2 separate regions of the Homo sapiens genome follow, and region 1 is linked to region 2. Evidence: read pairs that join two places in POLR2A ChIA-PET (ENCODE). Cell type or tissue: MCF 10A. All regions are shown on one strand. Links, peaks and the distances in the headings refer to the core of each region. The heading gives the core; the rest is flanking DNA.

Region 1 (5,386 bases), core at 328-5,327, 82 kb before region 2:
CCCAAAGTGTTAACGAGGAAAGATTGCTGAACAGCTGATGTAGATATCTGATCATATTACTCTTATTTTTTCTAAAGCTCTTCTTCCTTTCCTGAATGTCTGGAAGTTCACACCTCTGGCTGGGCATCTTCACTTCCCCATGTGCGCACATATACACCACACATACACACACACACACTAACAGGTTTATCTCTCCTTTGAAAGTTTATGGAGTCTGCAGAGTATATTTGTCCTACGATGCAGGAGCCTTGGACTTGAAAAGCCCAAAAGATCTTGTCGTAATCTGCAAAGTCTTCAACCCTCAGGTGGGTTGTCTAAGCAACTTTGTCATGAGCAGTGCCAGACTAAGTGAATTTGCACACACATAGTGTAATTGGTTCTTATGGCTTTGTAAGAGAGATTGTGTGTGAAAGAGAGAGAAAGAGAAAGACAAGAGATACAGAGCATGCCCCATACTGGGGAAAGGAGTGCAATTGCTATTATCACATGAAAAGTACAAATACTTTTCCAAGAATTGGGGAGAAACAAGATTTGGAAGAAAAGTAAAATCATGTCCAATTCAATCAACCTTGAATGAATTTGAAAATGCTCCTTGCAGTCAGGACTCCAGCGCTGAGACTTAGTCATTCCTAGCTTTTATTATTAGGCACAGAATCTAAGGAGAATAAATTAGCCTCAAATTTATTATATAAATGTATATAAATAAGATGCAAAACTATATTTTACATCTGTCCCAGAAATCTTAGTTCTATTTTTTACATGAGTACAAAGATTTGCTTCATGGAATTTTTTATATCAGAAACAAAACTGAAAATACTCCAAACATCCACATCCCAAATTAAAAAAAGAAAGAAAGAGAAACAAAGGGCAGGGTTGTCACCATGAACATGACTCTGTAGATATTTTTAAAAATTAAACTCTAAACAAGGAAGAGGGGGAAGAGGTTAAGTGTTCAGCCTTGGGGAGTAAGGGATGTCCATACCGTCAAGCCTCAGACCTCTATCAAGAATATCAATTATAAGGCCGGGCGCAGTGGCTCACGCCTGTAATCCTAGCACTTTGGGAGGCCGAGGCGGGAGGATCACGAGGTCAGGAGATCCAGACCATCCTGGCTAACACGGTGAAACCCCATCTCTACTAAAAATACAAAAAATTAGCTGGGCATGGTGGTGGACGCCTGAAGTCCCAGCTACTCCGGAGGCTGAGAGGAGAATGGTGTGAACCCAGGAGGCGGAGCTTGCAGTGAGCCGAGATCGCACCACTGACTCCAGCCTAGGTGACAGAGCAAGACTCCCTCTCAAAAAAAAAAAAAAAAATCAATGATAAGGCACTAGTTCCCCAGTGTTGGTCCCACACATGGGTTCCAGGCCATAATATAGTTTCACCACTGTCTGTTAAAATGAGAAAAATAAGGATAATAATGTTTCTTTTTTTTTCCATAGAGATGGGGTTTCGTCGTGTTGCCCAGGCTGGTCTCGAACTCCTGAGCTCAAGTGATCTGCCCACCTGGGCCTCCCAAAGTGCTGGGATTACAGGCATGAGCCACCATATCCAGCTGATAACAATGTTTTTTATATCTAACATTTATCCATCTGTAGGACTATCTTTTACTCTGAAGTTGTATTTCTGACCCTTTTGTGAAATGATGATGGAAGATGACAGTTGTTTATATTTTAAATATCAACTGGGTTAGATGACAATTTCAGAACCGTTTTTTAAATTCTACTTTTCAAATTCATTTGTGGAACCCAAGATCTGGGCGCCATTGGTCTAAACCCAGTTAAATGTCTAAGTTCTCATTGCGTGTTACATGATGATATTCACTTTTCTGTGTTCCATAACCAGGAATATAGAATCATCAATGGTGTAAACCCCATTTGGGCTATCCTTTTTTCACATTTGGGCTAACCTTTTCACTCTGGTGGACATGAGCATTCTCCTACTGCTAAGCTTCCATTTAAACCCCACGGGTCCCGAGATCACCATTATCCCCACAAGCCACAAGAACTTGGATTCCCACCTCGCCCAGATGAAAAAGATCACTCGGACAGACCTCCACTTCAACAAAAGAGCTCCTTCACAATTGCCCCCTTCTTGGTCAACAGGTCATCACACCCCTTCTGGCACAAACAGGACCCAAAATCACCCTCATGACTCTAATTCTACAGTCTCTATTACTGCTTGGGCTACATCTGGGCATACCAAGAAGGTATGGTACTTAAAGGATGGACGATGATAGTGATGAAGATGATGATTATTATTATTACAAAAGTGATGCAAATTCTCTCCTAGTGATTATTTCTAGTTACATAAATTTCCTCTTGGAAAAATAAGTTCTAAATTCAATCATGAAGCAAACAAACCTCTGGCTATAAATTGCAAAGAAGTTTGCTGGCATAAATCATGATCGTAAATTCATGTTCACAAGAAATATCACTTTATGTTCTGAACAAATTTATTTCAATTTCATGTTGCAATCCTACTGGCCTAGTGGGAAATTTAGCCCCAGTCCTTCTTGGGGTACCCTTGCCCTACCCTGCTATTTTCCACACAAGGTTGGGCCACAGTTCTAGAATCTCACACAGTGCCAAGCTGTCTCGGTAGTGACCACCAGAAGGAGGTCTGATCCTTGATCATTAGCCCAACAGTCGCCCCTGCTAAGGGATAGTCACCACCCTGTTCACATCACTCTGAGTCTGGTTTATCTGCTACTTCTGTAGCAAAGTGTGGATGCAGGAGTGTCTGTAACTAGCAATGGACATGACTGCTAAGATAAGGCATGTGACTATTCTCTCCCTGGCTTCTTGCTGCCTTTCTGGCTACAGGCCCAGAAAGCAGGGCAGAGGTGTCCTCTGCTTCAAAGACCCCAGGCCCCGCTGCTCTTCTTATATCTTCTTCCTCAGCTAAGGGCTCTCTTTCTAGTTTCAGGCAAGTTCACTTTATTTATTTTTAGGGCCAGAAGACTATTTTTCCATGCTGAAATCGTCTTTCCTTTTCCTTCTCAAATCAGAGCTCAATCATTTGAAACAAGAAAAAAGAATTCAGATTCTCTACACCTTCCAACTACAATGGTGATACTCAAAGTATTGCATAACCAATATGAAACAAGCACTGACCAATCAGTCCAGATAAAACAACGAATCAGAACAGCCACCATCCATAAACAACCAGTGTGGCCACGCTGGCAGATGTAGCTGCATGTGGCCCTGAAGAATCACATTCCTCCTGGAGGCATGGACACCAGGTCAGCTGCTTGAATGGGGAGAAGAGAAAGATGAGAACCAGGGAGGACAAAAGATACAGAGGTTAATAACTCGGAATGTATCCTCCTGCAGAAGCACTGGAATAGGGTTCAATAATTTACAAAGTACTTTCATGAACATTGCTTGAATTAATTACAATACTACCTTGAATACAGAGGAGTTGAAGCTCTCAATTCATTTCAATTAAATGCATTCTTCACATGCACACCTGATACTGCAGGGGAATAATGGGATAAGAAACCATTCCCGGGCCGGGCGCGGTGGCTCACGCCCGTAATCCCAGCACATTGGGAGGCTGAGGCGGGCGGATCACGAGGTCAGGAGATCGAGACCATCCTGGCTAACACAGTGAAACCCCGTCTGTACTAAAAACAAAAAAAATTAGCCAGGTGTGGTAGCGGGCGCCTGTAGTCCCAGCTACTCGGGAGGCTGAGGCAGCAGAATGATGTGAACCCGGGAGGCAGAACTTCAGTGAGCCGAGATCGCGCCACTGCACTCCAGCCTGGGCGACAGAGCGAGACTCCATCTCAAAAAAAAAAAGAAAGAAAGAAACCATTCCCACCCTGAGATCACACATTCTACTAGAGGCTTTAGACGATACACCATGTGTCCTTGCCTTTCTAGACTTTTTATGTCATCATGGCTAAAAAGGCTATGAATCTTTGCAAATACTCTGTAGACTTTCACAGGTGATGTTCACAGAGGGAATGTGACTGCCTCCTCAAATGTCTAAAGCCCAGTCGCCTCACTCTTCTCTGGAAAAGTTCTCCCACTTCCCACCATCACCCTTGCTGTCAGTGGCACCACCACTCTCTACGTCCTACAGGAGAGAAATGCTTACCGGTTCCCTCTTTTTCTTCATCCACATAATAGCACAGACGTTGTCTGGTTTGTTCACTAAAGCGCCTCCCAAACACGAGGGGTTCAAGAAACGTTTATTTAATGACCTGGTGCAGTAAACATTTATTATGACTCTGAAGATTTTTCTGTTTTGTAATTTCATCTTTACCAACAAGTCCCTTATACAGAAAATATCATTGTATCAAAATAGGTCAGTTGCTGGAACAAACAAACTCAGTGGCCTAATGATGGAGAATGTGATTTCTCTGTCATGTTACAGGTCAATACGGGTTATCAGCAGGTGGCCATCTGCATGGTGATTCGGGATGCCAGGCCCCTTTTGTCTGTGGCTCTGCCTTCCCCTTGGCCTCAGAATTGTCTCTTGGATCCTCTGCATCCAGCCCACATGGGGAGAGAGTGGAGGATCATGAAGGTGGTTTCTGTGGGCCGGGTCTGGAAGGCGCATGCATGATTCATGCTCACATTTCACTGGCTAGAACTCAGTCATATGGCCACACCTAATGCAAGGGAGATGGGGAAATGAAGTCTACCTGTACTCCAAGGAGGAAAGGGACATAGGCAAGGAAAATGGGCTGTACCATCACCATTTCTTAGGGAAGAAAGAGGAGAACCAAAAAGGTCGAATTACTTACTTAGGATCTTACAGTCAGAAAATGTGGGACTGGAATTAGAACCTTGATAGGCCTCTGCCACAGCCACATGCTGTCTTCTTGATGACACTGCCGGCAGACGCTGCCCGGGCCTGTTTCTTTTGTTGTTATTGTTTTGAGATGGAGTTTCCAGCTCGTCGCCCAGCCTGGAGTGCAGTGGTACGATCTCGGCTCACTGCAACCTCCCCCTTCCTGGGTTCAAGAGATTCTCCTGCCTCAGCTTCCCAAGTAGCTGTGATTACAGGCACCTGCCACCATGCCCAGCTAATTATTGTATTTTTAGTAGACATGAGGTTTCGCCATGTTGGCAAGGCTAGTCTCATACTCCTGACCCCAAGTGATTCGCCTGTCTCTGCCTCCCAAAGTGCTGGGATTACAGGTGTGAACCACCGCGCCTGGCCTGTTTGTGAGCCTTCACTGGAAACACACATTCTGGTCAGCCTCGACCACTCCTGTCCACTTCCCCCTGGACAGTGCTCCCTCATGCATTTCCCCATCCTCCCAGTGTTCAGCTACTGCATCTCTACTTTTCCTTCCTCTCTGTCTCAGAACTTCACAAAATCTCTTCCACTCTTCATGTTTTCCACACAATTCCCCATTACAATCTACCTT
Region 2 (5,386 bases), core at 62-5,061:
GCTGTTTGGCAGTTAAACACGTTTAGAGTAATTTGAGTTACAACGTGTGAAACTGAGCAAAAAAGCAGTGATAAGTTTGGGTTACCATACCAAATATTTGTTTTCCCACTGGAAAAAAGTAAGTTTTAGAAAATAGTTAACCTTTGCAGCATTTGTTTACAGTTTACAGTTCCAGAAGTGCGTCGAAATGGATTACATAACTGCTCTTTTATTCCTGGTGTTCACATCTGTCCCAGGCTGACACCTGCTCTTGGCTGGCCCACTTTGGTATGGGCTTTAATTTCACTACCCCAAACACGATACTGTCATCTGCTTTATAATAATGCTCAAGATGCCTGATAAAAATCTCATTTTGCAGCCAGACAAGCCTTGAATCCTTTTGGCACTAACTGCAAAGGAAGATTTTTTTCTCTAGATATGCATTAGCAGCTAGTGCTCCAGTTAGAAGCACGAACTATAACCTTGATAAGTAAACAGCAGCTGGTGGTTAACAAGTGGATCGTCATGTTCAGTAGTTTATACATTATGTGAGAAGTAACGTTCTGATTCTTTTTCTTACACAGAATTGGCAGAGGGGGTCGATTTGGGAGGAAAGGTGTGGCTATAAACTTTGTTACTGAAGAAGACAAGAGGATTCTTCGTGACATTGAGACTTTCTACAATACTACAGTGGAGGAGATGCCCATGAATGTGGCTGACCTTATTTAATTCCTGGGATGAGAGTTTTGGATGCAGTGCTCGCTGTTGCTGAATAGGCGATCACAACGTGCATTGTGCTTCTTTCTTTGGGAATATTTGAATCTTGTCTCAATGCTCATAACGGATCAGAAATACAGATTTTGATAGCAAAGCGACGTTAGTCGTGAGCTCTTGTGAGGAAAGTCATTGGCTTTATCCTCTTTAGAGTTAGACTGTTGGGGTGGGTATAAAAGATGGGGTCTGTAAAATCTTTCTTTCTTAGAAATTTATTTCCTAGTTCTGTAGAAATGGTTGTATTAGATGTTCTCTATCATTTAATAATATACTTGTGGACTAAAAGATATAAGTGCTGTATAAAATCAGCCAATTATGTTAAACTAGCATATCTGCCTTTATTGTGTTTGTCATTAGCCTGAGTAGAAAGGCCTTTAAAATTTTTTTAGAAAGCATTTGAATGCATTTTGTTTGGTATTGTATTTATTCAATAAAGTATTTAATTAGTGCTAAGTGTGAACTGGACCCTGTTGCTAAGCCCCAGCAAGCAATCCTAGGTAGGGTTTAATCCCCAGTAAAATTGCCATATTGCACATGTCTTAATGAAGTTTGAATGTTAAATAAATTGTATATTCACTTTAAAGGTGCTTTTGGTCATTTTATTTTTATTACAACTTCATTATTTACAAAACCCCCCATCCAGATATATTCACGTTAACAATTCTGAGATAACTGCTGCATCACAGTTGCACAAAGGCTGATGAGTTGCAAATGTTCATCAGCACCATCTGCTAGGCATTTGTCAACTTCCTACGAGAAAAATTTAAGAAATTAGCATCCTTCAGGTAGTTAAATGTTCCATTGACATGTGCAAAGTACCTACTTACGGCAAGTTTTTCTGTGATAATAGACTTCTGTTTATCAGATAAGTTATTTTCTACAACCACATCATGGAGTTGATTGACGAGCTGAGTTGCTGCATGACCCTCATCTATTAAATCCTATAATAAAAAAAACTTTTGGTATGATGACTTAATATTCCTTTCCCCAAAGTTAGTAAGCTGACTTTACCTTGACCACAGCTTCTAGTTTGTCAAAAGAGCCACTCTGACAGGCAGCAAATACTCCATCAATTTTCTCAGCTGGTATTACCTAGGTAATTGAATGTTCGGTATTAAAGATGTTTCTAGGTGAGACTAGACATACACTCTGCCAACTGGCCCCCGTGCCCCCAGTCATTTCTGTTCCACACCTAAGTTCCATACTTTCCTGGGAAGGCTTTGGGAGAACGGAAAGGGCCAGAGTAACTCCAGTCACCACTAAGCAACCAAGGTGCTAACAACTGTGCTTTTAAAGCCCTTTAATGGCTTTGTGAACTTCCAAGTTTGGGCACACATGGATTATAGCTTGTTCTGGTCAGTGGATGAAGATTAAGTTTTCCCCTAGCGGCTATAACGATTCCTCAGAACAGTGGCCAAGATCAATCAAAAAGACTGATTTCTTTAAAGGGGAAGTGCCCTTTCTCTCAATGTCTCCATGTAAAGATGCCACTAATGAGATTGGTTTAAAAAGTCCACAATATCCAGAAAATTAAAGAGGATTAGTGGTACCAGTCTTGTCATATGGAAGGCCTACCGTGAAGGTGAAAAACGTCATAGAAACAAAGAGGATTAGTGGTACCAGTCTTGTCATATGGAAGGCCTACCGTGCAGGTGAAAAATGTCACAGAAACAAAAGTTGTTAAGTAGTAGTGATTCTGAAGTGAGTTTTTACATGGGAGTATCCAAAGACAAGTGGGGTACTCCATTCTCTTTAATAAATGATTACTGTAAGTTGGATATGCCTTTTGTTTATATACAACTGGCAAAATAGTTTTCATGTATAAGAACATCTGCTAAAATTGATTTAACTGCCAAAGGCATCTCTTATAAAATCTAAAAACTGAAGGCTGGGTGCGGTGGCTCCCACCTATAATCCCAGCACTTTGGAAGGCTAAGCGGGGGGCGGATCACCTGAGGTCAGGAGTTCCATACCAGCCTGGTCAACCAACATCGTGAAACCCCGTCTCTACTAAAAATATACAAATTAGCTGGGCATGGTGGCAGGTGCCTGTAATCCCAGCTAATTGGGAGGGTGAGGCGGGAGGTGGAGGTTGCAGTGAGTCGGTATTGCGTCACTGCACTCCAGCCTGGGCGACACAGCAAGACTCTGTCTCAAAAAAAAAAAAACAAAAAAACTAACAACTGAAAGTGTCCTTTTCTTTCCTGAAATGTCTGTTACATGCCTGACAAACTGAAAAGTCAGTGCTATCTCCTCACCTCAAACACTCTGATACTCCCAGGTTATTCCCTTATACTTCCTAGTGCAGTACTTGGCACTTGCTAAACACCCAGTATTTGTTGGATGAAAATTTCCTAAAAGCCACAAAAAAGCCAACTAAAAAGAAATTCAGAATATCCAGTACTCTTACCCCGGCAATGTCTGTAATCACTTTCTCTGTGATCTCCTTTCCACCTGTTAATCGAGTAGCGCTTTGAAGAAATGTAATGGCTTTTCTTAAGTCTCCTTCTGACACTTTAACAAGATAAGCTATTCCCTGAAGAGAAAAGAGTTGTTTTTAACCTATGATGGCCAATTAAGGATTTATAACTTTAATTTTAAAATGTTTAATAAAAGTGAAAAACCCTGTTTTAGTCTAGAGTTAATGAGAAAAAACATTTCTGTTTTGGGAGAAAATATGATCAGTCTAGGGGCCGGGTACAATGGAAGGATAGAGATCTCTTGCTTCTGAAATAAATTTGCAGAGATGAAAAAATGTTCCATATTTATCCCATTTTCTTGCTCACGTAAAGCAAATTCAAATTATGGTTAAATTCTGTTATAATGAATAAGGGCCTTATGTTTCTATCAATTTTAGGGAAGTACTGAAGTATTAGCTAGAAGACTAAAATCTTGTCATCATGCAGAGATTTATGTTGCAGAATTTGCATTATATGTATGAAATCCACCTCAGTTTCGGGTCTCTGATATATTAAAAGATAATTAACTCAAAAAGTAATAGAAAAGCTAAACCTTGTAATTCCTACACATTTCAATTGTTGCCCCTTTAGCTTAAGTTTGTCTGAAGAACTGGCATCAGGATTGAGGCAACACACATTTAAATCTTTCAGGGCCTCTTTATATGCATTCATCAAAGGAATTAGTAACTCTAATAATTGTAATAATTAGTAATTACCTCATCACTAATTTTGACATTTTCCTTCTTGGCAATGTCTAGTAATCGCTGCTGTTGAATTTTATCTGACAGAGGCTTGAAGCGGAATTTTGAACATCTAGAGGTCAGGGGTTCAATTATTCTGTGGAAGATGAGAAAAACCAAGTTGGTGTCTAAAGAAAGAATTTCCCCAAAAGAACTCATTTTTATCAAGAACAAATCAAGATTTGATGGAGGAAAAATTAATGTAGCCTTGAAAATCCTAAATTTCCTTTCCCTAATTGGGTTATGAAAATAAGGCTGCCTAGCATCTGTCTTCAGGGCAATATACATACCGACTGACATAGTTACAGATAAGACAGAATCGGGTGGTTTTCGACTCCTTCTCCATGGTACGTCTTAAAGCTGCCTGAGCAGCTGAGGTCATAGAATCTGCTTCATCCAGAATCACAATCTTAAAAGGCGGACACGGCTTCCCACTGATTCAGAGAAACACATAAGAGTTGAACATTAATATGTATATTGGTTTTAACAGCTTTGTTGAAAGATACACGTACCATACAATTCACCCATTTAAAATGTACAATTCAGTGTTTTTCTGTATGTTCACAAAGTTGTGCAACCATTACCACAATCTAATTTTAGAACATTTTTATCACTCCTAAAAGAAACTTTGTACCTATTAGGAGTCACTCTTCTTCCCCCAGTCATTCCCAGCTCTAGGCAATCATTAGTCTACTTTCATCTCTATAGATTTGCCTATTCTGGACATGATATGAATGGAACATATAATATGCAGTCTTTTGTGGCTGACTTCTTCCACTTAACATATTTTAAAGGTTCATCCATATTGTAGCATGTGTTTGCGTCATTCCTTTGTATTGTCAAATACTATGGCAAATAGATACACCACATTTATTCATCCATTAATCGGTTGGACATTTGGGCTGTTTCCATGTTTTGGCTATTAAGAATAATGCTGCTGTGAACATTTGTGTACATGTTTTTGAGCAGACATGTCTTCCAAGAGGCTGTACCATTTTACATTCCAACCAGCAATGTATGCGGTTTACCATTTCTCCACATCCTTGTCAATGCTAGTTATTTTCTGTATTTTTTATCATAGCCATCCTAGTGGGAGTTACGTGGTATTTCAATGTGGCTTTGATTTTCATTTCCCAAATGGATAATGATGTTGATGAGCATCTTTTAATGTGCTTATTACACATGCACGAAATGTCTATGCAGATCCTTTGCCTTTTTTTTTTTTTTGAGATAGAGTCTTGCTCTGTCGCCCAGGCTGGAGTGCAGTGGTGCGATCTTGGCTCACTGCAAGCTCTGCCTCCTGGGTTCACGCCATACTCCTGCCTCAGCCTCCCGAGTAGCTGGGACTACAGGCGCCCGCCACCACACCCAGCTAATTTTTTGTATTTTTAGTAGAGATGGGGTTTCACCATGTTCGCCAGGATGGTCTCGATC

What was found. Peaks named below come from ENCODE experiments on the same cell type or tissue, not always from the same donor. Only the 100,000 strongest peaks of a DNase experiment are listed, where the experiment ranks them.
Region 1: POLR2A ChIA-PET joins it to region 2 with 6 read pairs; 7 of 35 experiments call an interaction of 5 or more read pairs at or near these places.

What each region holds. Positions count from the first base shown.
Region 1 is chr3:186,706,414-186,711,799 of GRCh38, forward strand. It overlaps the pseudogene HRGP2. Among named protein-coding and RNA genes, the nearest start is that of KNG1, 8.3 kb to the right of the region's middle. In MCF 10A, for the core only: no CTCF peak of the experiment used is centred there; no DNase peak of the experiment used is centred there.
Region 2 is chr3:186,788,562-186,793,947 of GRCh38, forward strand. It overlaps EIF4A2 (eukaryotic translation initiation factor 4A2), which reads left to right. Exons shown (of 11, transcript NM_001967.4): 11 at 564-1,336. The coding sequence ends at 708. It overlaps RFC4 (replication factor C subunit 4), which reads right to left. Exons shown (of 11, transcript NM_002916.5): 6 at 4,243-4,386; 7 at 3,929-4,049; 8 at 3,164-3,289; 9 at 1,765-1,845; 10 at 1,581-1,694; 11 at 1,339-1,503. The coding sequence ends at 1,408. Among named protein-coding and RNA genes, the nearest start is that of SNORA4, 3.6 kb to the left of the region's middle. In MCF 10A, for the core only: no CTCF peak of the experiment used is centred there; DNase peaks (open chromatin) are centred at 2,080 and 2,810.